Linked DNA regions of Homo sapiens: all the other regions are linked to region 1. Evidence: chromatin loops called from intact Hi-C (ENCODE). Cell type or tissue: ovary. All regions are shown on one strand.

The links. Hi-C counts contacts between places; a loop is a spot of excess contacts. Peaks named below come from ENCODE experiments on the same cell type or tissue, not always from the same donor. Only the 100,000 strongest peaks of a DNase experiment are listed, where the experiment ranks them.
Region 2: it touches region 1 in a loop (6-fold over the local background); 16 of 110 quality-filtered maps call a loop at or near these places.
Region 3: a loop joins it to region 1, with 5 times the contacts of the local background. A loop is called at or near these places in 4 of 110 quality-filtered maps.

The regions. Positions count from the first base shown.
Region 1 is chr10:75,391,257-75,399,256 of GRCh38, forward strand. ZNF503 (zinc finger protein 503) reads right to left here. Exons shown (of 2, transcript NM_032772.6): 2 at 6,574-8,000. The coding sequence ends at 7,493. It overlaps LOC124902461, which reads left to right. Exons shown (of 1, transcript XM_047426122.1): 1 at 1-7,001. The coding sequence starts at 4,900. The coding sequence ends at 5,865. Among named protein-coding and RNA genes, the nearest start is that of ZNF503-AS2, 6.3 kb to the right of the region's middle. In ovary, a CTCF peak has its summit at 4,226 (motif pointing left); DNase peaks (open chromatin) are centred at 4,375, 4,770, 5,810, 6,460 and 3 weaker places; H3K4me3 peaks cover 3,091 bases; H3K27ac peaks cover 2,899 bases.
Region 2 is chr10:77,100,065-77,108,064 of GRCh38, forward strand. All of the region lies in intron 9 of KCNMA1 (potassium calcium-activated channel subfamily M alpha 1), which reads right to left. Among named protein-coding and RNA genes, the nearest start is that of KCNMA1-AS2, 37 kb to the right of the region's middle. In ovary, no CTCF peak of the experiment used is centred here; a DNase peak (open chromatin) is centred at 4,567.
Region 3 is chr10:76,248,813-76,256,812 of GRCh38, forward strand. All of the region lies in intron 5 of LRMDA (leucine rich melanocyte differentiation associated), which reads left to right. Among named protein-coding and RNA genes, the nearest start is that of KCNMA1-AS1, 640 kb to the right of the region's middle. RefSeq lists a silencer at 3,159-3,453. In ovary, no CTCF peak of the experiment used is centred here; DNase peaks (open chromatin) are centred at 3,089, 3,379, 3,699 and 4,199; H3K27ac peaks cover 5,232 bases.

The DNA of each region.
Region 1 (8,000 bases):
GTGCAGGCTGAGGAGCGGTGTGGTATCCAGGAAGACCTATTCAAAGGGAGAGGGTCCCTTTTACCTCTTGTTCCTCTTCCTGTGGTTTGGAATGAGCTGATGGTGCCTGAGCTCAAGCAGCCATCTCGGACTCAGAGATGACGTAAGGATGAAAGCTTCCTGGGTTGGCAGAACTGAAGACAGAAGGACCCTAGGTTCTTGGTGACCGAGGGCTCCCCCAAGCCTGGACTGCCCACCTCTAGTCTGGGAGAATATCTATCTTCCATAAGCCACTATTTAGGAGTCTTTGTTATTGTCAGCAAATGCTATTTCCAGCTGATGCATGGAAGCTCCCCTGGCCCTGAGTTTTGAGCTTCAGGCAAAGACATTCAAAGTTCCTCTAAGGCCACTGCTACTTTTTCTCCTACCCTCCCTTCTTTGGAAGCATAATTTTATCCAAGAGTTCCCGATTCATGCACATTTGTCCTCCTTCTGTCTTTTGTTTTTTTTTCTTTCCTCTGCTTTCTCCTCTCTCCCTCCCTCTCTTCTTTCCTTCCTTTTCCTTCCCTCCTTCTAATATTTATTGAGCACCTACTATGTTCCAGGTACCGTGCTAGCTGCCATGATTAGAAGTAGGTATAGGAGATAATCCCTTCTCCCCAGTAACCCAGAATCCAGGCTTTCTGGACAACATAAAGAGAATATGATGGCAGGATAGATCAAAGGAAAGGACATTAAATCCGATAAAAAGGGCCTGGGGCGTTCCAGAAGGAGGTCACACTTGGCCTGAGATCTAAAGTAGAACTTTTGTGTTGCTGGTAATGAGGAAAAGAGGGTGGAGGACAAAATCCCAGGCACAGGGACCAGCACAGTGTTACTTTATTCGGCTTCATCACCTGTAAAATGGGGACAGTAATAGTAACATGAATAAGTGAATGGATGGACTAGTAAGTGTGCAGTTCATGCTACTTTTTAATATTATTCTTGTTGGCAATGTGCTGTTCACCCTGGTAGGCACAGCCCTGTATCAGTTTTGGAGACAAGCTTCACAGAGGACATGTGACTTACTTGTCCATGGTCACACAACTATAAAAAGGCACTGCTCAAACCCAAGTGTCCTGGTCCCTGGTACAGTGACCTTTATATCTTTACCCTCTGCCTTTGCATTAAGTGCTGAGGGAATGCAAAGTGAGGGAAAGATCGGTGTGTGGTGGGGGGAAAATCTAGAGGGCTTCCTGGAAGAGGAGATTTTTGAGAGCATTTTGGTAGAAAGGGAAAAAGGAAGGCATTCCAGGGAAGGAGTGTATGATGGGTGCCATCCATCAGGGTGTTGGAGGATGGGCTGGGGGGCTAGCTGGCTGGCAGAGGATTTGAACTCTGAAGATTGGTGAGACACGAGGTAGAGCAGGCAAACAGGCAAAATCAGAGGATGAACCATGATTACAGGCACCCTGATGGCCAGATTGTGGAGTGAAGCTCTAAGCCAGTGGGCCACAGGGAGCCACAGGAAGTTCTTGAGCAAGAAGGCTGGTCAAAATGAAATGAGACTTTGGGGAGAAAGGAAAGAAAGAAACAAACTTGTCTTTACTAAGAACCAGTATGAACTAGGCAGTAGGTTGGCCATTTTCAAATTTATTACTTAATTTGAGCCTCACTACAGCCCCATTAGGTTGGTATCAATGTCCCCATTTCATAGATGAGAAAACTGAGGTCAAGAGAGACTCAGCCTTAGATATGAGTCAGTGGTGGAGCTAAAAGATAGGTTAGACTGAACCTAAATCTGTGCTTTTTCCACTGCACCATGTGGCTTTATGCTGGTCTCACTCTAGGAATATTTCTTGTACTGTGAGTGTCCCAACTAAGGCATTTCCTAGCCAGGGCTAGAGTCTTTTAATAGCCCAGATACCCCCTGGGCTCACTCTGGGTCACACTGGGCATAGAGGCCTTAGTACCTTCGGGAGTTTTGGGGACTCCCAGCATGGGGTAGGATTAAGTGCTTGGCTTCCAGGTCTGAAAGAAGTAGGTTCAAATCCCAGCTATACTGTGCATGAACTGGAGAGTAATATGCTTTAGTTCACAGAGCCTCAACCCAGGTGGGGCAGCGGGATGAGCCCTGGATTGGGAGCCAACCCAAGCATAGGTTGAAACCCTAGCTGGAAGTGACAGGCACTGAGGAGGTGAAATGGTGTCTTTATTATTTCAAAATAATGAGTTGGAGGGGGTAGCGAGGAAATAAGGTTGCCCATGAGGTGATCATTGTTGAGGCTGGGTGATGGGTTTATGGGGGTTCATTACACTATTCATTCTACTGCTCTGTTTGAAAAATCTCCATTAATAAATAGGCTGGGCATAGTGGCTCACGCCTGTAATCCCAGCACTTTAAGAGGCTAAGGTGGGAGTCACTTGAGGTCAGGAGTTTGAGACCAGCCTGGCCAACATGGTGAAACCCTGTCTTTACTAAAACTACAAAAAATTTAGCTGGGCATGGTGGTGCACGTCTGTAATTTTAGCTACTCAGGAGACTGAGGTGGGAGAATCACTTGAACCCGGGAGGCAGAGGTTGCAATGAGCTGAGATCAAGCCACAGCACTCCAGCCTGGGTGACAGAGCGAGACTCTGTCTCAAAAAAAATAAAATAAAACAAAAAGAAAAAAGAAAAAAGAAAATCCCCATTAAAAAATAAAATAATAACAATAACACCAAAAACCTTTTTGAAAACCCAGCTACGTTCACCACACCCTCCTCTAGCTGGAACAGCATCTCTGGCTCCCAGGCACTGTTCTGCTTTAAAACTTCATCAGGCAAGAGCAGCCAAGGTGAGAATCCCTGCTTATAGCCATCTCTCACTAGCTGTGTACCTCAAGCCACTGTCTTTCCGCTGCTGAGCCTCAGTCTCCTCATCTGAAAAACGAGGTGAAGATTCTTTTAAGTTCAGGGGTACAAGTGCAGGTTTGTTACATGGGTAAACTTGTGTCATGGAGGTGTGTTGTACAGATTATTTCATCATCCAGGTATTAAGTCTAGTAATGGGGTGAAGATTCTAATGACCTCATGGAACTGTTGTGAAGTGTAAGTGGGATGATACAGGATCCCATGGGCTGGGCATAGCCCGTGACAGATGTGAGCAGGTCAGCCTGGGTTTTCCAGTCACTCTAAGCACCACCAGGCTGCTAGCCACATTCGGTGAGGAACCCTAAGCCAATACGTGCAGCAGAGGCCAGCCGATGACCTGACAGGGGATAAGTCCCACCTTCTGGGCAACTTTTACGAGTCTTCTGTGTAAGTACTGTGTGCTAACCGATTGCGCTGCTGGAGCTGCAGCCTTATGAGTTTTCTAAATCACAAGAAGTTCATCACCTAGTGGGGCTTTTTTATCTGCCTTTCCTCACTGCTTAAAGACCAAGCCCACATCTTTCCTTCTCCTGTCTGCTGTCGGAGCATAAGTGTGTGCCACACGTGACCAGGTGTGGCAGAGTCAGAGCAGGGGGTGGCTTCTGTGGAAGTAGGAGTGAAAGTGTGGAAACAAGTGAGTGCGTGTGTTGACAGGCATCTGCATTTGTGTTAGTTGTGCTTACTCAGAGGTCCACAGGCTTGTGGCAGATTTCAGAAGCTGGTCCTTCTTCAGCAGCTCTCTCGGAGGCACACCTCCCTGATCTGCATCTATGCGGAGTTACCCAGCACAAGGACACCAGGGTCGCTGTGTCACCACCAGAGGCACAGGTAGGGGGATAAGATTGGATGGTGGGGGAAAGGCCTGGGCCTTATCCGCCAGCCCTGCCACTGGCCTCCAGGACTTAGCCTCGGTTTCTCAAACTGTGTCAGGGACGAGTAAATGGGATGAGCAGCCCTTGGCAAGGAGTGGGCGCTAGGAAATCATCAGTGAAGGAGGGAGTGAATGAATGCAGGCCTGTGTGGCGACTGCTTCAGCATGGCAGACAAGGTGACGTATCAGAGCCTTGAGGGTGGGAGCTCCCCAGGTTGGGAAGGGACAGACACGTGGGCCAATCCTCTGGACAGGAATAGAGAACGAGGAGGAAACAAGCGCAGAAGCTGGAGCGGGTGGAGAAGAGCAGGGGAGACGGTTCGCAGCAGGAGAAAAGAAGCGAGGAGTCACAGGGAGGGGCCTCCTGGACACCGCTCCCAAAGCCACGCGAAAGTGGAAGCGCGGGGCCTCGGGATGCCCATCCAGCCGGCTGCCCGCGCGCTGGCCGGGGTTCCAGGACTCCTTCCTGCTCCGCCGGGCTCTGCAGCGCCGCCTGGTGGACACGCGGCGCTCCGCCCGGGCTCCAGCCGCCAGCCGGCGCGCCGGGGATCCCGCGGCTGTTCGGGAAAAAGCTGGAGAGAGTCGGGGGGCGCGCCTTGGGGAGGGGCATTTGTCCCTCCGAGGAGGCTCGCACCTCGGCCTGGACACGCAGCAGATACTGGCACCCACCCTTCACTTACCGCGCGCCCGGGGTGACTCGGATCCGTCCAACACGTCGGGGAATCCTTTCTGTCCTCACCCCCGGGCGCCCCAGCGCCGGAACGCTGCTGCCTCTGTGTAGCTGCTCCCGGAAGGAGTTTCATCAAACTTTTAAGGGGCTTTGGTTTTGGGTTGTGTTGATAAAATACCAAGAAGGGGCATGAAGGCACGAACGTCCCGGGTTCGTCTCCCTGCTGGTCCCAAGCCTGAATCCCAGGGCGGGGGAATGTCTAGGTCCTTCCGGGCCGGCAAGGTGTGGTCGCTCAGGGACCCCTGTCCGAAGACGCTAGGGAAAAGAGGCACAGCCTGTGGGTCGCAGTGGCCAGGAGCGCGTGGCCGCTGCTGGTGAGAGAGTGGTAGACGCCTGGCTTTCAGGTCCTGAGCTGCGGGCACCGGAGCGTGGGACCCCGGCTGCAGCACCGCCACGCGCTCCCGCCCTCCCACCTGCAGGGCGGGGGATGTCTGTCCAAGAGGCCGGGGCGACAAGCCCGCCGGCCAGGATTCTCAAGGAACCAGGCCCAGCTCAGCCTCTCTCGGCGGGACCAGAGTGGGACCGGGGCCGCGGCGTCCGAAGACGCTGCGGGCCAGGGGTCCTCCTCGGCGCCAGCTCCGTTTCCTGGGGTCTCGCGACGTCCGGACATCAGGGTCGGGGGTGTGGAGACGGCGGCGGAGCCAGAGTCCCCACCAAGTCAGTTCCAGGAGGCGGCCCGCGCGCTTCCCGCAGTGTCCGGGAGGTCGCTGGGGGTGGCTTTGCGTGCAACCCGGGTAAAGGCCCTGCAGCCGTGAGGCTGGCGCTGGGAGGAGGGTGGAAAATCTCAAAGTCACCAATCCCGGTGCAAATGGCGGCAGGGGCCGCGGGCTGTCGGACGCAGGCGAGAGGCCAAAGGCTGACTTCGCGCGGCCGTGAGTCCCCAGAGGCAACAGGGGTACCTGAGCGCCGAGGGGATCCCGAGACTCGGAGAAACCGGAAGAGCCTGACCCCAGGGAGCGGAGAGTTTGGGGTGCGCTCTCAGAGCTGTGACTCCACGGTCCCGGAATCCTTGGAAAGGGCGCTCTGGGCTCAGAGCTCCCAACTAGCCGGAGGACCTGGGCTAGCGCCCAGGCCTGGAGCGTCTGGGAGGGGGCGCTGGGTCTCGGCCCCCCTCCCCCCAAAAGGGACTGAGACTTTTTTCTGCGTGCTTCCTTCGGCGCTTCGGGCAGCTCTGTCCTGCGGCCCAAGCTGGGGAGAAGACAGCGGCCCGCGCCACAGGGAGCTGCGCCCGGACCCAGACTCCCGCCGCGCTTCTGCAGAGCGGAGCCCTAGGTGCCCACCTGGTAGCCCCAGAAAGGCCGGACCTGGGCGCCGGGACGCTCGCGGGGCCGCACTTGGAGGGGCTTTCCGGGTCCTGGCCGGGCGGGCTCTCCTGCGGCGCGGAATGGAATAGAGCGCCGGCTGCAGAGCCACCCGGACGGGGAAAAGCAGCGGTGGCGCCGGCCAGCCCCGGGTCCCGACTCTGGAGGGAGGAAGGAGCGGGCGGGTGGGGGTGGGGGTGAGGGCGAGGGTTGCGGGGAGCGTTTAGAAGGCCCTGGGCAGCCAGAAGAAGAAAAGAGGACGCACTCTCCCCTAGGGACCAGAGGGTCCCTGCGTACTCCCCCCAGGCCCGGGACACAGGTTCCCCCAGCGCCCCTCCGCCTCCCAGTCTATTCGGCTTGCCCCAGCGCGCTGCCCCACGTCCCCGAGGCCCCGGCCCAGGCCCAGCCGGCGAGTCCCGGCCTGCTCCACTCTGCACAAAACGAAACCCAAATGCCCAAAAAGCTCAGGAGGGAAATTTAACAAAAACCCTGTCCCCCGCCCCACACCCCCTTTCACTTTTAACAAGCCAGCTGCCAAGAGAAAATTGAAATAAAAACGAAATGATAGATAGCGGAGGACACTATTTTCCAAATGGTGAAATATCCTCTAAAAATATGTTCCCCAAGGCCAACTTCGCGGCTGGTAGCCCCTTCCGACGCCTTTGCCTCCCAGAAAATCACAACAAAGCGATCGGAAATTCAGCCACGGTCCCGGGAAGAAGGAGTAGCAGTGAGGCCCCGGAACCCACTGCGGCCGAAACTGCCATGCTCTCTTTAACCAAAATAAAAAAGATAAGAAGAAGAAGTAAAACCCTTTAATACATCAAATATACGGAATTTTAATCTTTAAAGCGATACATTGTCTATTATTTTAGTACATGACGTAAACCTTGTCCCCTTCTCAGCGGGTGGACTTAAAAATTAAAAATAGTTAAGTGTTCCTTTTAAAGAACAAAATAAGGCAAATGAGGTTTTGGAATAGAATTTTTTCTTTTTCTTTTTTTTTTTGTTGTTTTCTTCCAGAATACATACAAAAAAATACCCATTCTCTTCGATGGTATACACCTTAAAAATAATTGCAATTTGAAATCAGAGCTGACAAATTGTGACTTTTTTTTTCATTTTTTTTGTAACAAACATGCATGTAAATTTGTGTTTCAATCAGACATTAAATAACGTACAATACAATCATAGCAATTTTAAAGTAACATTAAAGAGAAGACCTCTAGTTCTGTGGCGGTTTTGCTTTTATTTATAATCTACAAGGGATGGGAGGGTTTGTTTTCCACATTTTTACCCTCAAGTTTTAAAATTTTTCCCACCTCCTTTTTACCTACAGAGCTCAAACTAAATAATGCACTTTTGAACCACCGGTCCGCTTGGAGCTAACATAAATAAATACCAGTGTCCACCGATGCAGTCCTCAGATGAACACTTTCTCAATTATTTTTTCCTTTTTTTTTCTATAAAAAGTCAAATGATATTTTTTCAACTTTTATAAAGTTTGGGTGGGGAGGTGAAAGTGGGGAGAAGGGGAGTGTCCCACCGGGTCTCGGTCGCTGCTGTCGGGTAGATAGATACGGTATACATTTCTTTCCTTTCGTGGCCCGAGTCCTCCCCACGCGCGGGTGTCAGCAGCCTGGGCCGTGATCCCGCCTCTCCCTGGACTCCTCCCCTCCCCCTCTCCCTCCTCTCCCTCGCTCGCCCTCCCGGCCGCCCTCACTGATACCCCAGCGCCGAGGCGGTGGTCAGTCTCTGTCCGTAGAGGGCGTAGGGGGAGTAGTACGGTCCGGTGGCGGCGGGCACCGGCACGGGGGCGCCAGGCGTGGGAAGCGGGCTCTTGGAGTAGGGGTGGTAGCGGCTGCTGAGTCCCAGCGCGTGGTGGGGGCTGCGCAGCGCCAGCGTCCCAGGGCTGCCCGGTGCGCCCGAGGTGGGGATGTGCATGTGGCAAGCCATGGCGGCCGCGGCAGCGCTGGCCAGAGACGACGAGCTGGGGTAGCCCGACAGCAGTTTGTCTGTCCCGGGAAATGCCGTATGGGTCCGCAAGTGGCTCAGCAGCTCTTCGGACGTGGCGAAGCGCTTGTCGCACGGCCCGTTGGCCGACACCCAGTTGCAGATGTGGGGGAGTGGGTCGTTAGGGAGCATAAAGCCGTAGGGGTAGAGGGGGTGGCCGGCCAGGGAGGGCGGTGTGGCGCCAGCAGCCGCGGCGGCCGTTAGCGAGGAGTGC
Region 2 (8,000 bases), 1.7 Mb after region 1:
CTGGGAAGACGCTCCTGCATACTCAAGCTTCTGTTTCACTGCCACTGTTTCCTTGGGTGGTACTGATTGGTCAGAATCTCAGATAAGCTCCAGGAGAGCAAGAACCACATTTTACCCACAGCACATGGTGGGGATTCAAATTATTGTTTGTTGAGCCAATATGTTAGAATGGGAGTTTTCCTAAGGCTGTTCTATACACTAGCTGACATTTGCCTTTGGAGTCAATGGCTAAGGTCATATAAGCTCCCACTGAGATGGGCACATATCTATCTCTGAACTGCCCCCATGTCCTCTTGTTAGAAAGGTACAAGGAGGGGAGATAGATTACTTTTCCAGCAACTGGTACCCATATTTGGAACAGTCCCTGTGGTTCTGGGGGTGACAGCAGGCCATTGTGATGCAACACCAGTACTGGCTGTGGAGACTGGAACCCTTGGGACAAGAGAATCAGATTTCCACAACTCTCACAATGTATTGACCTCTATAATGTTTTAATAAAAAGAGACACTGGACTTGGCCAGTTAGAAAGTTTCCTGGTTTAGTTTCATAGTATGATGACAGCAGCATGGAAGGAACCCCAAAGCTACCAGGAACCATTTTGCACAGCTCTGGAAAGAAGTCCAGCAGAGTGAATGACATGGTACGAAGACAGAAAACAGGGGGCAACCTAGTCTGGATGGCTGCAATTGTTCCTGAGATTCTGAATCTACCCGGCAAGGATTCACCCAATCAAAGGAGCCATTGATCAGAATCTTCAGCAATTATAATTTGAGAAATCATATTCGAATTATTTTTTAATGGAAGAAAGAATATTTGAGAGTGAAAATCTAGGCTTGAATACGACTTTTTTTTTAAGGTACACAGTTCATCTCCCACCTACATTTCTATTCTTGTTTTCAGAACAATAGCTGGAACATTTTGCTAAGTGTGTGGAAGGGAAGAGTGACAGCAGGAAAGGAGGGGAGCTTCATTCTATCAGTATTATCAGGAAATTGATTTAATATGCTTCCAAGTCTCTTTAAATAGAGCTTCAAGTTTGAAAGGGACTGAAGATATGGCTTAGAGGAATCCAAAACAGATGCCAAGAAAGAAGTGCCCATGTCCCACGCCCACCAAGACCCCTCTCATCAGGAAGGGATACCTAGCACATCACATCAGAAGACATGGCATCTAATGACAAGCGCTTTGGGTATCTACCCCTCAGCACCACGTTTCAGAAGTAGTCAAGAGGTCATTTTTCCAAAGTATTAGGGCAAGCTCATTTTTTGTTTTCCCTGTTCCCAAGAAGTTTAATGCTAATCAAAGCAGAATGCCTAATCAGTCCAAGATGTTCTGTCAACTTGAATTATCTATTTGTCTTCTTATTTACTGTATCTGTCTGTCTACAGTTCTTCATATCTTTATAAAGATCGGTTATTGGGGCCTGTGTTTCCTTCTGACTAGAATCGCTACCAGATGATCCTTCCTGGTGATATGTTGATGATTTGCTAATTTATGGCTTTTAAAATCTAGGAATCCAAAGACATTGCTGAGGGGTTCAGGCTGGGGAAGTCACGTGGCTCATGCAATGAGGGCTGAATGGCTACTTGATGAGGGATCTAAGTCTGTGTAGGATGCAAAGCTTCAGTCACATTTCGACCAGAGCCATGTCTGCAATAGAGAAATCGTAAATGACATTTTATAGGAAACACCCCTCATGAGAGCAGTCCGCCCCTTGCAGGCGAGGAAAAGTGAGAATAGCTGTTGCCCAAGACACAAGTAAACATGGAAAGAAAAGGCCTGTGGATCGGCCCAAGTCAGTATAACATGAAATCATCTCAAATCCGATTCCCAAGTGCTAGAGGCCATGCCTTCCCAGAAAGAGTCGAGAGGGAAATGGTGTTGTAGCAAGACTCTCTCAGAACCAAGAGAAGAGGTTTCAATAAGCCCTGATATTGGACTTCCCAACCACTTAGGTGGCCAAATAGTACGATGTGTAGCTCAGAAAAGCTGTGGTATAGTTGGAGATTTTTATGGATGTGTAGAAATGCATCTGTCCCCAGTGCCTGGTAGCAAGCCCTCAGTAAACACATGTGGAATGGATGGACATGAAGGCATGACTCGTGTTAATTCCTTTAAGGTAGGGTAGGCTATGGGGCCATAGATTAAATGAGTCTTTGTAAATAAATGATCCATGCTCTGGCACACTAGACAATTTAAAATTCCAAATCCTTTAGAAATCAGTCTAGAACCCTGGTGGACAAGACATGAGTGTGGTGGAGGAAATGGAGTGGAATTCCACGTTGATACAAGACAGCCAGGCAGGAGGGAATAGTGTGCGCTCTCAGGAAGGAACAAAGGTTCTGAGTGAGAAGGAGAGTCCAAATTCTGATATAAGGAAAGACACAGAGTTTAAAAATAACCCAATAATCAGGAAGCAGGGAAGATACGCAGGATGCCATCTCCCGATAAGTCAAGCAAGCACTGCTCAGGCAGGTTGGGGTCTGAGCGAGCAATCAGTTTTTAAGACTTCCTCTAGTGGAGGTAGAACTGAAGACCTATGTTTGCAAGTGGGGCTTGCATAACCTGGATTTTAAAAGCAAGAGTGTTAGCTCCCCCAGCTTAGTGGGTAATGCAAGCTGGGTCAAGGTCATTGAACAAGCGTTAGTTAGCATCTCCTCCTCTGAGGTGTCGCTTCCTTGGACTACTTTATCCAGTGTAACTAATCCCTGTTTTTCTCAGTTGCAGAATCTTAGTCTTTTCTGGTTTTGCAGCACACATTAAAAATGTGTAATTGGCATTTGCTTTAGTTGTACCCTTGCTCAGTGCTTGCAACCTCCTTGAGACTGTAAACTCCAGGAGGACAGGTTCCGAGGGTAGTTTGTTCGCCAATGAACCCTGAGCACCCAACAAAACCCAGCATCATGCCTGATGCATAACACAGAGAATGCCTGCCTGCCGAGTGAGTGAATGAACCGATGGAGAGGGGCCACAGGAATGGACAGTGAGGCAGGTCACTAACTGTGCTGGGCTGTTTTTAGTTCTTGAATTTTGTTCTCAACTATTGAATACTCAATTATTTCTTCTAAAGTATGGAATCCTCTTTAAAATATGAGCATTTACAATAAAGAAGATAATTAAGTACTCTAGTTTCATATTTAAATAGAAAAGCATGACAAACTGTCCCCATCTCTCTGAATGTAAGGCTCTTTCCAATGTGGAGACCACATCCGAGGTTGAAGGCAGACAGCCCTAACTCCCTCCAGCGGGATACAGGCTCCTGAGGGTGAATATTCCAAGTCAAAGCTATGAAACAAACACACAGAATGCACCCTGCAGAACTGGTCACGTGGGGCTCTACTGTGCCTTTCACTGATAAGGAAGAAACCACCTCCAGATACTGCTCTGTGCTGTGCGGCAGACTAACTAAGGAGTGAAAGGGAACAGGTGGTTCCATCTGCAAGGGTATAGAAGGCTCTGCAGGTGAGATCTGCCCAGCAGGGAAGTCCAAGTTTAGCAGATCACTACAATTCTCCATGGAACTACCTTTAAAGGATGGAGCCAGGAAGGGGAAGAAAATGTTGAAATCCACAAAAAAGGCACAATTCTCACTTTAGGTGTGGTTCATCTGTCTGTCCTTGAGAGCCTTTCATTGCTAGAAGTGTTCAAGAGGGAATTAGAATTCTAGTCTAACCAAATGGGAAAAATAAAGGAAGGAATGGTTTTGTCCCCTCTCCATCTTTTTCCCCTCAATCCTGGGGCCAGGACCCTTAGGGGTAGTGGGTGGGCAGGAGGGGAGAGGAGACAGCCCCAAAGTGAAGCTCATGCCTTTCTCTTCCTCTCCATCATGAGCACGGTACTCTGGCTCCCCTTATACGGAAAGGTGGAGGAAGATACAAACAATAGGAGATCACTGAGTTTAGAGCAGAATGGAGTCTCAAGAGATGACATGGAGAGGCAGCAGGACGCAGGGAAGCAGGCTGTCCAGGTTCAAACCCCAGCCCAACTCTTTACTAGCTGCGTGATGTCAGGCAAGTTACTTAACCTCCCTGTTCCTCAGTTTCTTCACTCATTCCAAATGGAGATGATGGTAATACCTTTCTCACAGGATCAATGTGAGGATTCTGAAATATGCAAATATTTGTAGGTATTACTATTGCCAGAGAAGGCAGTCCTGGGGCTTTAGGCTGCACTGATTCACATTCTCATTTCAGGAAGTGTGTGGCACTCCTGTCTCTATAGGCAAATGTTCCAAGAGAAGCCACAGCATTTAAGTTTCACAGGCAGCTTTCTTGAATTGGAGCAAGAGACGGGTTAGTCCATGACAACTATTCCCCAAACCAGAATGGCGGCTCAGCAGCTTCATCCTGAGGACCTTCCTTCAAGTTAATTACACTCACTTTCCTCTCCCACCTTGGCTACATCTAGTCTTTCATGACTCATTCCCCTCTCGTGTGCCCTGTCAGCATTTGGCTACCAGGAATCAGTAGAATAATCCAAACCCATCCCATTCTCTCTGTCCCAAACACCTGGGCCTAGGATTGCCTCAAACTTGAGTCACTCAAGTCCCAACATGGGAAACACAAGGTCTGGGTGGCTCCCGGCTGGACTCCCTCTAACAAGGGGGTTACAGCAGATGGATTCCTCTCTGTGACTGATTATTTTCCATGGCCCTTGGCCATGTGACCTTGGACCACGATCTTGTCAGTTCTCATAAACTAACCAGGAGTGGAATGAATCACACTCAGGGAGGAGACCTCTGGGGGAAACTGCAAGGGGCTGTGAGAGGGAGGAGAGAGCTGGGGATCCCAAAGGCCATGGGAGCGTCACCAGCCCTCAGGCCTTCCCTGTCTCTAAGCAGCTTTGACCTTACACAAAGGAAAGGAGGAGGAGGCAGTGGCCTTGGGAGGCAGGCTGGGCTGCAGGAGGGCTCCCTTATGAATAAGATTTAGGGTATCAGCCCAAGAGCCCAGAGAGCTCTAATCCCTCCAACTCAGAGAGATTACCTGCCTCAGCTACTCACTGAACCCTTGGTTGTGGACACCCAAACCCCTATTCTTAGATGCTCCAATCCATCATAACATACATGAAATAGCCAACACACACGCACATGTGCACAATTACCCATACCTACTGCAGGGACTGGGTATCCTTCAGGAGGTGATGAAAATGTTGGGTAAGGCACTCTAGGCCCTTGAAATAGTGTTGATGGTGAAGAGGCTTTGAGAATGCTACTTGAAATGTTTATATTATGCCAAACACATTGATTAAAACTGAAAATGAAATGCCAATGAAATCTTCATATTCTCAAATATCCTGAATTTGGGTGTTGTACAAACAAAACCCTGATCTTCTCTGCCTAAATTTTGTACTTTAAATAATCTTTGAATTTCAAAGTTTTATGTCTCTGTAGCTTTAGATCATGAGTTACCTTGAGTTCTCTGACAAGTTAATATATTGTTAGAGAAATCATTTCTGAATAAAATATGCACAAGTAAACAAATCCCTTAACTATGTATACATTCTAATTTCTTTCTGGGCATTTATTTGATTGGGTCCTGGGGAGCAGAGAACATGTATGTGTGTGTCCATGGGCAGAGCACATGGACTTATGCATACACAAAAACTCAGAGCACAGCACACTGTTTTAAGAGTCTGAACTTTATCTTTCAACAAAGTTTAGCTGCTTTCCTTTTGCAAATGCATTTAATTTTATCTGGAAACTTTTTGACGTTAGAAATAGAACAACTGTAGTTTCTCATTATGTTTGCTGCCAGAATCCATGCTTGGTTGCTCAACTAAAGACCTTATATTGCTAATTACTACCACATGCCCATATCCCAAGCGAAAGAAAACTTATTGATTCTGACAGCCCATTCTCTCAACACTGAATTCCAAATGAAAACTCAAAATTTGGCCAAACATAACATTTCATCAATCTTGTTTTACTGACTGGAAAAACAACATCAAACAAAGGGTGCTAATGGCCCTTTATTACCGTGCCTTTCCCAAGCTTATATTTTCTGATGAAAGATCTAAGTGACCAAAGGCCTTCTTTAAACTACTTAGTAATTAGCTTTTGAACCAGGAAACAATGCATAAAGTAGTGAACAGGCCCGGTGCTGATGACAGGACGGACTCTGTGTCTGCAGGGTCAGGAACAGTGGGGACCCAAAAAGAACATTAAAAGCAAAGTGCATTTTCATAAACGGAGAAGAAAAAAAAGAGAAAGAGAGAGAGAGAGAGAAAACCAGGCTAAAAGCGGTGATAAAAGATTACAGAGCCAGAACAGAGTGGCAGGAAGTCTGTGATCTGAAGTCATCAGCACCTGAAAGTTTGAGTGGAACTGCCAGGGTGAAAGATGACCGGATCGGACTGGGGGCAGTGAGTGAGTGCCGGGCTGAGAGCCCCATCTGGGTCAGCTGGCACCGAAAGCTGCCGGCCTCCAGCCCACCCACCAGCTCACCCACATTTGACTAGGAAAATTATTTCATTAAAAAAAAAAAATCACCTGGAATGAAAGTCAAGAAATATTTTCAACTTAGCCTTCAGGGCAATTGATTTTATTGACTTCTTGGGGCAGTGATTGGGAAATGCTGGCGGAGACGTCAGAAGATAGGGAGGCCATAAAGAGAGCCCCAGGCCCTCAGAATGCCTTCTGCTTTATGGAGACCTGTCCACACCTTCAAGGCAAAATGAATTGAGATGCTGTTTTCCTCTTGGCATGGGATACATGACCACTGGGAATCTTTGGACTTACTTGGCCTTTTGGATCCAACCAATGGCCCAGAAATCAGAACAGCTTGGTTCTAACCTCATCCAGGGCTGTTAAGATAATATTGAGGGGAGGGCTCCATTAGAGGGAAGATGGAGGGATGTGCTGCCTCCCGGAAAAGACGCCAACTGGCCTCCTCTGGCCCACTGTCCTTTGTGCCTTTGAAAGGAAACGGGTGTCCTGTGGGTAGTTCAAGAAAATGAGCCCTTTTGTCCACCTCCTCATTTCCTGTGCAGAGGCCTGGACACCTGAGCTCAGGAAGCACTGGACTCACTGACCAAAGGGGAGGGTCCACTCTGTCCCACACGGCTGACTGTCAAAAAGAGAAGGCAGCAGTGGAGGGAAATACAATGCTCCCAGTCTGATTTTATTTCCTCTTAAAAAAACAAAAGAAGCTCTTTAAGAGTTCATTTGAAACAGAACGAGAAGGGAAAACAAAACAAAACAAAACAGTTCCATGATAGGAACGTCCATGACTGGGAAGAGGCATGAGTGATGAAAGTTTTCTGTGTCCTGATCCGGATGGTAGGATGATAGTGACTGGGTGTGTACATAGGTACAAGTTCCTCACTTTATATGTTAAAGATGTGTACATTTAACTCTATGTAAGTTATACCTCAAAACCAAAAACAAACAAAGGTGACTACTCCAGAAAAAGCTTTAAAAAAATAAATAAAGGATGGCTGCTGCCAGCCCCCTCTCCCCCATGGCATTCTCCTCTTGAGGTTGTAAGGTACTGCCCTCTACTTAGGAAAAAACCTTGGGGTCTCTATTGAACCTGCACATTGATATCGAGAGTGATAAAGTGATCTGAGCACACACTAAAATAGTTCCCGAGAAGAAAGCATTCACATTTGGGAAGCCAAACAAAAGATTTGGCAGGAATAGCATGTAGTACCCTAAACTACCAGAAATATACTATTTCTTGCCCGGAAGGAATTTCAGCTGAGTAATGAGTCCCTTTGAGGATAAGATCGGTGCCTCCTGGATGAAGAGGAGAACTGGGTTCCCAGTGGCCGCAGTGCCTTTGCAGTAGGCCAGATGACCTGGATCTGCCACCCAAGGACTTCTCTGCCAGAGTCTTATCCTGTGTTCTTGCTACACACAAACCACCATAGGAGGGCATCATACTAGTTTGAGGGACCAGAATTTTATCACATAGCCAGATGATGGAAGAATGAACGAGTTTTGTTTACTTGTTAGGGGTCAGAAGAGAAAATATGGGCCCAGTTATAAATGGACTCCT
Region 3 (8,000 bases), 860 kb after region 1:
AGCATGTGTGGAAGGGCCTGTAATTATTAATATGACATTGGCCATAATTTATCATGTCATACCACCCACTTACAGCAGCCTCATCCTATGAAATGCTAAATGCCTTTCTTATCAACACTTGATGGGAAAATGCTGTTCTGGCATCTTCCTCTAAGGGAAACAGAAATCTAACCATGTTCCTTACAGCCTAGAACTCTGTACACAAAGATCAGACTTGTTTTTCTCCCTGAAAATTTATAGGTATTTACAAGGACTCATATCCTGTTTGCTATTTAGAGGGGCAATGGAGTGAGAAAGAATTATGTAGCAAGTTTCTTTTTCTTGAGATTTGCTCAAGCTGCTCTATGACTTAAAAAAACTCAGATATTACTCCCCATTTTTATGGGCAGCTTGCTGTTTTCTATTCTTGCTTTCCTCACCGACTTTCTTGGCAAAGCTATGCTTGAGTACTCCTAGCGGGTGGCTAGATTCTCAGTGAGATGCTTCTGTCATAAAATACCCTAGAAAAGGAGGTTCAATTCATGATCCAGGGTGAAGTCCTTGTGTTTTAGTCCTATTAAATTAAAGAACCAACTTTTGCTGAGTGTTCCAAGACTGGATTCTTTCTTCCCTGTTGTCGTCAGCTCTCAGTAGGTGCAGACCTTCTGCAGAACTCCGATGGCACCCATGAAGGAAGAGGAATCCACTCTTATGGTATCAGAGCTTTATGAACCCTTTCTTAATATTAGAATGGAATCCTACAGCCAAGAGAAAACTGTGTCTCACATTCAAAGAGGCAGACATTGGAAGGAAAATATTCACCTTCTGACAAGTTTTAAAGAAACAGAAAATATTGCTTCTTTTTAAATATTTGCCTGGGTTTGATCACTTAATATTTTTTAATAGGTCACAATACTGCATTTCCAGGTAGATCGACTAAAATGCTTGGAGAATGGTTCTGTTTAATTTATTTGCCTAGTTAACTTACAGCAAACCACAAATTATTTATTTATGTATTTATTTATTTTTTGAGACAGTTTCACTCTTGTTGCCCAGGCTGGAGTGCAATGGCATGATCTTAGCTCACTGCAACTTCAGCCTCCCAGGTTCAAGTGATTCTCTTGTCTCAGCCTCCTGGGTAGCTGGGATTACAGGCATGTGCCACCACGCCTGGCTAATTTTGTTTGTATTTTTAGTAGAGATGAGGTTTCGCCATGTTGGCCACCTTGGTCTTGAACTCCTGACATCAGGTGATCCACCTGCCTCGGCCTCCCAAAGTGCTGGGATTACAGGTGTGAGCCACCTCACTGGGCCACAAATTTTTCATTTAACACAGTTGAATATGATTTCATGACTAAGGTTCTCATTGCTGAGTTATCATTCTTCAGCTGGAGAAGGGGAGAGGGAAGGTGCACTGATTCCCAAAGATCCCCTGGCATATTGTGAAGCAAGATTGAAAGATGTATCCTGGAAAAAATTCATTAGTTTGACTCTCTTTTTAACTGCATTCCTATAAATTGAGACTCTACTCATTTAAGGTGGTTATGAGAATTGAGTGGATATAATGGGATACAGAGGGTGGCACATTGCAAGCTTTGATGATAAATTATGGATGTTATGATATGTATGTACTTTCATTTGTAAGTAATGATTTTTATAAAATATTATGATACATTTCTAGGCTGACCTTGAAGGAGAATACTAACATAACTTTGGAAAACCAAAAAATGAAAAAAGGGTATCCGTTTCTCATCATGAATAGGTTTCAAATCTCGTATTTGGAGCATTTCAATTTAAGTTTGAAGAAGCAGGACTGAGGTCACATTTTTCTCCATTGGACATTCTTTCTGATGAATAAGTATTAAAACTGCTTTGAATTTGGTTTCCCCCTTAGATAAGAAATTATTTTTTCCATACAGTCTTTTCTTTGCACCTGAAGGAGCATTGAGGGTGAAAAATAGAGGCCTGTTTCCTGTTCCTAACTGGAGCCCTCCAAGGTTGTCAAACTAGAGCAACAACTTTGTGGGATTTATGCCTGGGACCTGTCAAAGTAGAATTATCATAGCAAACCCTCTCTGCTATCAATCAGAGGGGTATTGGGGATGGCAAGGGCAGGCATTTTTCAAATTTCTTTACTGTGCATATTTAGTCTTGTGCCTGGGGGAGGAAGAGCTCCTTTGAACAGTTCTTGTAGATTTCTTTTCCATCAGATGGCAGCTCACAAAACTACTTAATCTTCCCCAAAGGGCTTCTCTCATTGGCCTGCTGAGAAAAACAGCCAAGGAAGAGAGAGTGGGGGAAGACAGGGACAATCCAACAGCAAATCCTAGAAAATAACGCATTGCTTTCAGAGGACGTATGGTCTAAGTCTGGTCACACTGATATCATGACTTAGAAAAGCACACTGTCCATTGAAGGTTATCTCCCGTCGCTTCTTTTTTTTTTTTTTTTTTTTTTTTTTTTTTTTTTTTTGAGACGGAGTCTCGCTCTGTCACCCAGGCCGGACTGCGGACTGCAGTGGCGCAATCTCGGCTCACTGCAAGCTCCGCTTCCCGGGTTCACGCCATTCTCCTGCCTCAGCCTCCCGAGTAGCTGGGACTACAGGCGCCCGCCACCGCGCCCGGCTAATTTTTTGTATTTTTAGTAGAGACGGGGTTTCACCTTGTTAGCCAGGATGGTCTCGATCTCCTGACCTCATGATCCACCCGCCTCGGCCTCCCAAAGTGCTGGGATTACAGGCGTGAGCCACCGCGCCCGGCCCTCCCGTCGCTTCTAAGTATCATGTGGACATTTAGCAACAGCACAAAGCTGACAGTGCTATCATAGCGGTGTGAGTATTCTTCTGTCCTCCAGAGCCATTTCCCACATTTGTCAAGACAAAGGTTGAAGGGGACCGGACAAGGGAAATGGGTCACCCATTCATTCCCATCTGTCAGAGGTTTGCTTTGTCATGATAACATTCAAGGAGCATGTTTATCTATCCCGCTACTGGAGGTTAAGGCAAGGGTAACAAGAAGAGAAGAAACCCTGTTTGAAAAGTTTACAAATCCTGCCGTGAGGGCTGTAAACAGAGTCCAGCCGGTGGTGGAGCGTGTTAAATACTGCCACATTGATAGGGACCTGGTTCCCCGGCACTAGAAATCCACTCATGTAAACAGAGGAACTGTTGCTGTGAATCGGGTCTGTTTTGACTTAAAGTCTAAGAAACACATTGCCTTCAAAGTGAATTCTTAGGTGTCACTTCCCATAAGTTATGGCAGAAGATTACAAAGCTACTGATATAACATATTAGTTTGATGGACAGAATTATACCCCCAACGCTTCCTGCTCTCCCCAATGACGCACACTAACTTAGTGTACTGTGACAGCTGCCTTGATTTACCACCAGTCCGGGAGGCCAACCGGGAGAAGGAACGTTCACATGGACGCAGGGCCTGAGACTGGCCTGGAGCCTAGTTTATAAAGCTGCCCTGTAATTCACCACAAATGTGTCACCATTAAAAGAGGAAAAAAGGATTGCAGATAATAAATACTCTTTAATTTATTAGCTAACAACAAAGAGATCAGAGCCAGTTGTGATGTGATTGTTTGACATAATATTGTCAAGGAAAAAAAAGCTAAGTTGACCAGAGAGGTAAATTACACATTCAAGCAGATGCATCAACTCTTGGCTTGTCATAAGCCCAGCTAAACAAAACACCACACAGAGGGGAGGACTGGCCAAGAGCAGAGCCATTTATCTCTGAAAGAGACATATTCAAGAGCAAGTGAAATAAGACATAGTTCTTTTGGACTTGGTCAGAGGCCAGGTTTTAACTGTTATAAATTAAATGTTTTGTGTATAGGATTTGGCAATTCTAGTTGCCTTTGTCATGGTAGGGAGATGTTAGGTTTTTCTGCCTGTCTTAAACTCATGGTTTGGTCAGCTGGGGTGTGTGTCCTACTGCTAGATATTGGAGGATCACTACCTTTTGGTAATTAGCAGATATTGGGAAGGTTTCTGTATGTGGCTTGTGATAAAATCAGTGGCTTTAGAAAAACTTGTAATCGCCTTCGTTTTCTGCAATTCTTCCTCTACAGTTGTTGAGCAATACTCACACAGGTCACCAGGCAGGAATTCATATTGATATTAGACTCGTGGAACCTGAGGATTGGAAGAAACATTTCATCCCGCATCCCACCCAGGACATGCAGACAGTTGTGTATGAGCGGGGCAACTTCCAGGGAGGCCAGGCATCTGCCGTGTGTTATTGTAACATAGCTCAGAGTCAACCAGTGCTTTCTGGGCTTTTATTTTTATATAAGCGACTGCCCAGCAAAACTCTCCCATCCCTTGCTTGGGAAATTGAGTTTTCAGATCTAAGTGGGTACTTTTGCTTTGTTTTGCATATTATGGGTCTTTGGGTTTAGCCTATTGTTAGAACAGATTTCTGGGTTTTATTCAACAGTCTGGAGGCAAGGATAGAGTCCTGTGGGTAGGTTTAAGGACATTGATTCATGGATCAACATTTTTTTGATGTAGTTAATTGATCTGCTATGAATTGCATCTCATTTATTTTATTTGTTGCAAAGCAATATCATGGGGGATTTTTGTTAGATGTCTTATTGAAATCAATTTATAATGTTTATGGTCTCACTGATCTACCAGCTGAATAACTGTTTCTAAAAGACAGAGCTAGAAGGCAGGGAGGGAGAGAGAGAGAGAGAAAGGGAGTGGAGAAGAGAGGGGGAGAGAGAGAGAGAGAGAGAGATTGATTTGGCCTAGCTCATTCTAGGTAAAAAGATGTACTAGCTCTTAAAAGTTGCTACTATCTTTTCAACGTGCTCATATATCATATATTTAACATAATTTTTTACAATTTTAGTGTCATTATTTTTAGAATCTTCTGTTCCTCCTTTAAAAAATCAACAAAAATATTTGCCCAAATTTGCTTTTTATCTGTATTTTTTCAAATATTAGTAACATTGTTTCCATGAGCAGATCTATAAGAATTTTTTTGTTGTTGCTATTGTAAAATAAGATACTATTTGTATAGGTCTAGACACCAGGCATCTCCTATGTCTCATAAGCTCTCTAGGGCCTCATTCTTCCATTTCTTTTTTCTTTTTTACTTTTCACTCATCAGTCTAGCCCAAGGATATAATTTCATGATGGAGAAAATAATGACAAAACAAGAGCTTAGTTTTAATCATTCTGCCTTTCCTCTGTCATTTGGGATTTCTTTTTTTAACAACCATTTTCCAACAGTAGACTTATTTTCTTCCTTTGAGCATGGTTTTCATAAGTGACTTCTTAAAATCTGAATTCACTAGAATATGCCCCATACAGTTATACTAGTTTGGTTTCTTTCACTGCTTCCCTATCCTCAAGCTTCCCCAACCTTCCTTCCTTGTTGTCAATATTCATAATTATATACTCAGAATTTCACTTTTAGTAGCATCCTTCCTTCTTGAATTTCATGTCCTATTAGGATCAATATCTGTGGAAATTACTATACTATACTATACTATACCATACCATACCATACCATACCATACCATACCATACCATCCTATCCTATCCTATCCTATGCTATGCTATGCTATGCTATGCTATGCTATGCTATGCTATGCTATGCTATGCTATACTATACTATACTGAAATGCTATAGTCTCTTAAAAATAAAGCAAATCCAATCAAGAGTATTCATATATTTGTGTTCCAAAATATGCAAAGTTATCTCCAATTAGGCACGGTCACTTTCTCCTAGGGGTCTCATATCTTCCATACCACCAATCTTTTTATTTTTTAAGTTTGATCATGTTGGCATTTGTTCTGCTATATAATGTATATTATGTTGCTACTTTTTGAATATGTTCACTAAATGCACTTCTGCCTGATTTTCCTGGTTTCCAAAAAGGATTTTCCCTCTTCACCTCTTCTCCTCTCCTCTCTCTCTATTGGAAATACCTTTCTTTTCAGCAAGGTGTTCTCTTCCACTGTCACATTCTGGGCATGATTACCCACCACCGTGAGTTTAGTTCAAGTTCATTTTATTTTAGAAGTTACGACCGGTTTTATAGGAACAATGTGCCTTTATCATGTCAACTCCATGTTGAAAAACCTTTAGGGCCTCCTCCTCGCATTTGGGTTACAGCCACAAACCCTTAGCCTGGCTTCTGAGGTCCACTTAACCTTGAACTCAATGTACTTTTTTGGCCTAACCTTCCAGACTTTCCCTATTTTCACTCAGCCTTTCAAATCAACTGATCTGCTCATAGCCAGCAACATGATTTGTTCTTTTATTCGTTCACCTCTTTGGGCTTTCCCCCCAGACCTTTTCTAGTTTTCTTAATTAGAAAGTGAGTCACCAAAAAGGTCATTAAAATCAAGTCTTTCATTGCCTTTTGTTTTTTTCTCTATGAAGAATAAAATAATTTTATGGTGCAAAATGAACTTTTGAAGGCTAAGAAAGAACATAAAGTTTGGGCCAACCAAAATTAAAAGTGACTCACAATTAATACTACCAAAGAAGGCAATCTTCCGCTGTCCTTAAGTCAGCAAGGATTTATGAGAGTGCTTGATGATTGTGTGTTGCATTTCCTCTGTTGGAAATGATACCTAGAATTTTAGAAGCATAGATTCTGAAGGATGACTTCATAATAAGGATTTTAGGAGCCCACTGTTACCCATCTCAACCTTGGATGCCTGAAATACACTGACATTCCTACACATGGCTACATATCATTCTTATTATTCAGTCCACAGCCATTGCCAGGATAGATAAAAAGCAACTGTCATTTCACATCAGACCAAGCTAGGAAAGTATATCTTTCCTCAACCAAGAAGATGGAGTATGAACCAGACCACATGGCCCAGTGGATGGGAATTGATAGTGCATACAGTAGCTTTAAAGCAGCATGGAGCAAAATAGATTTAAATCATTCCGAAAGAAATAAATCCTAACAATGGATACATTGTGCTGAATGAAATGAAGCTCACAAAAGAATTGATTAGGAAGTATACCAAATGGAATAAAATGTAGCAGAAAGGCACATATTAGAGAGAATAAAATATGTTTCAGTCTGAAGGGGATTTAATTTACTAAGATACAACTGACCAGCTATAAAGCAGATGAATAACATATGTAGTCAAGTCAAATGGACATTCAATGGAAATAGGTTTATATAGATCAATGGCATCATGTGACCAGTTTCATTCTTCTAATTCTATGGCTCATTGTGTAATATCTTTAGCTCTCTCAAGAAAATCTGAGGCTTTTCCTGAATCCTGAAAGAGGGAACTCACCTTAAAGGAGTGTATGATTAATTGGAAATAGGTTATTGTTTGTTGGCTTGTCTTGGTCCAGAGAACCATAATAATTTTCTGGAATTAGAAGGATTTTACAGTAAATTGCAATAGAGTATCACAGTGAAGACTATTTAAGCACTTTTTCCTCCAATGTTAAGTTAGTTCTACTGGTCACTGTGCTGAAATACTTAGAGCCATCAATGGTCTTCATTTCTCTTTCTAGGAAACTTGGAAATTTTAGGTCAATATTGAAATTATCTTGCTGGGAATTTTCTCCCACATGCAAACATATTCATTAAACACTCTGTTGTGCTTCAGTCGGAGTCCTTTGGAGAATGTAATTCTCAACATGAATGAAGCTTATTTCCAGCGTTATTCACAGTGGCATATCAAGGGCAGGGGGGAAGACAGTGGTCTGCTCCAGGTACAGACAATGAGGGGATGCATTGTTTGTAGAAAGTTTTAAAACAATAATAAAACCAACTAAAATTTTGTGTATATTCTGTTATCACCATGAACTGGCAATTCAGGCAATTAAAGTGATAAAAATACTCATCTCTGGAAAAAAGCTGTCAATCTAAGTTCTAAGTAATTGCCAGGAGTTCTGTTGTATTTTAAAATAATGACTATTATTGTTAATATTTATTACATTTTAACACACTTAAAAGTTTATCTTTTAAGACACATCGTATTCTATATGGAGTTACTCTGGGGAACTCCTAGCTCTCCA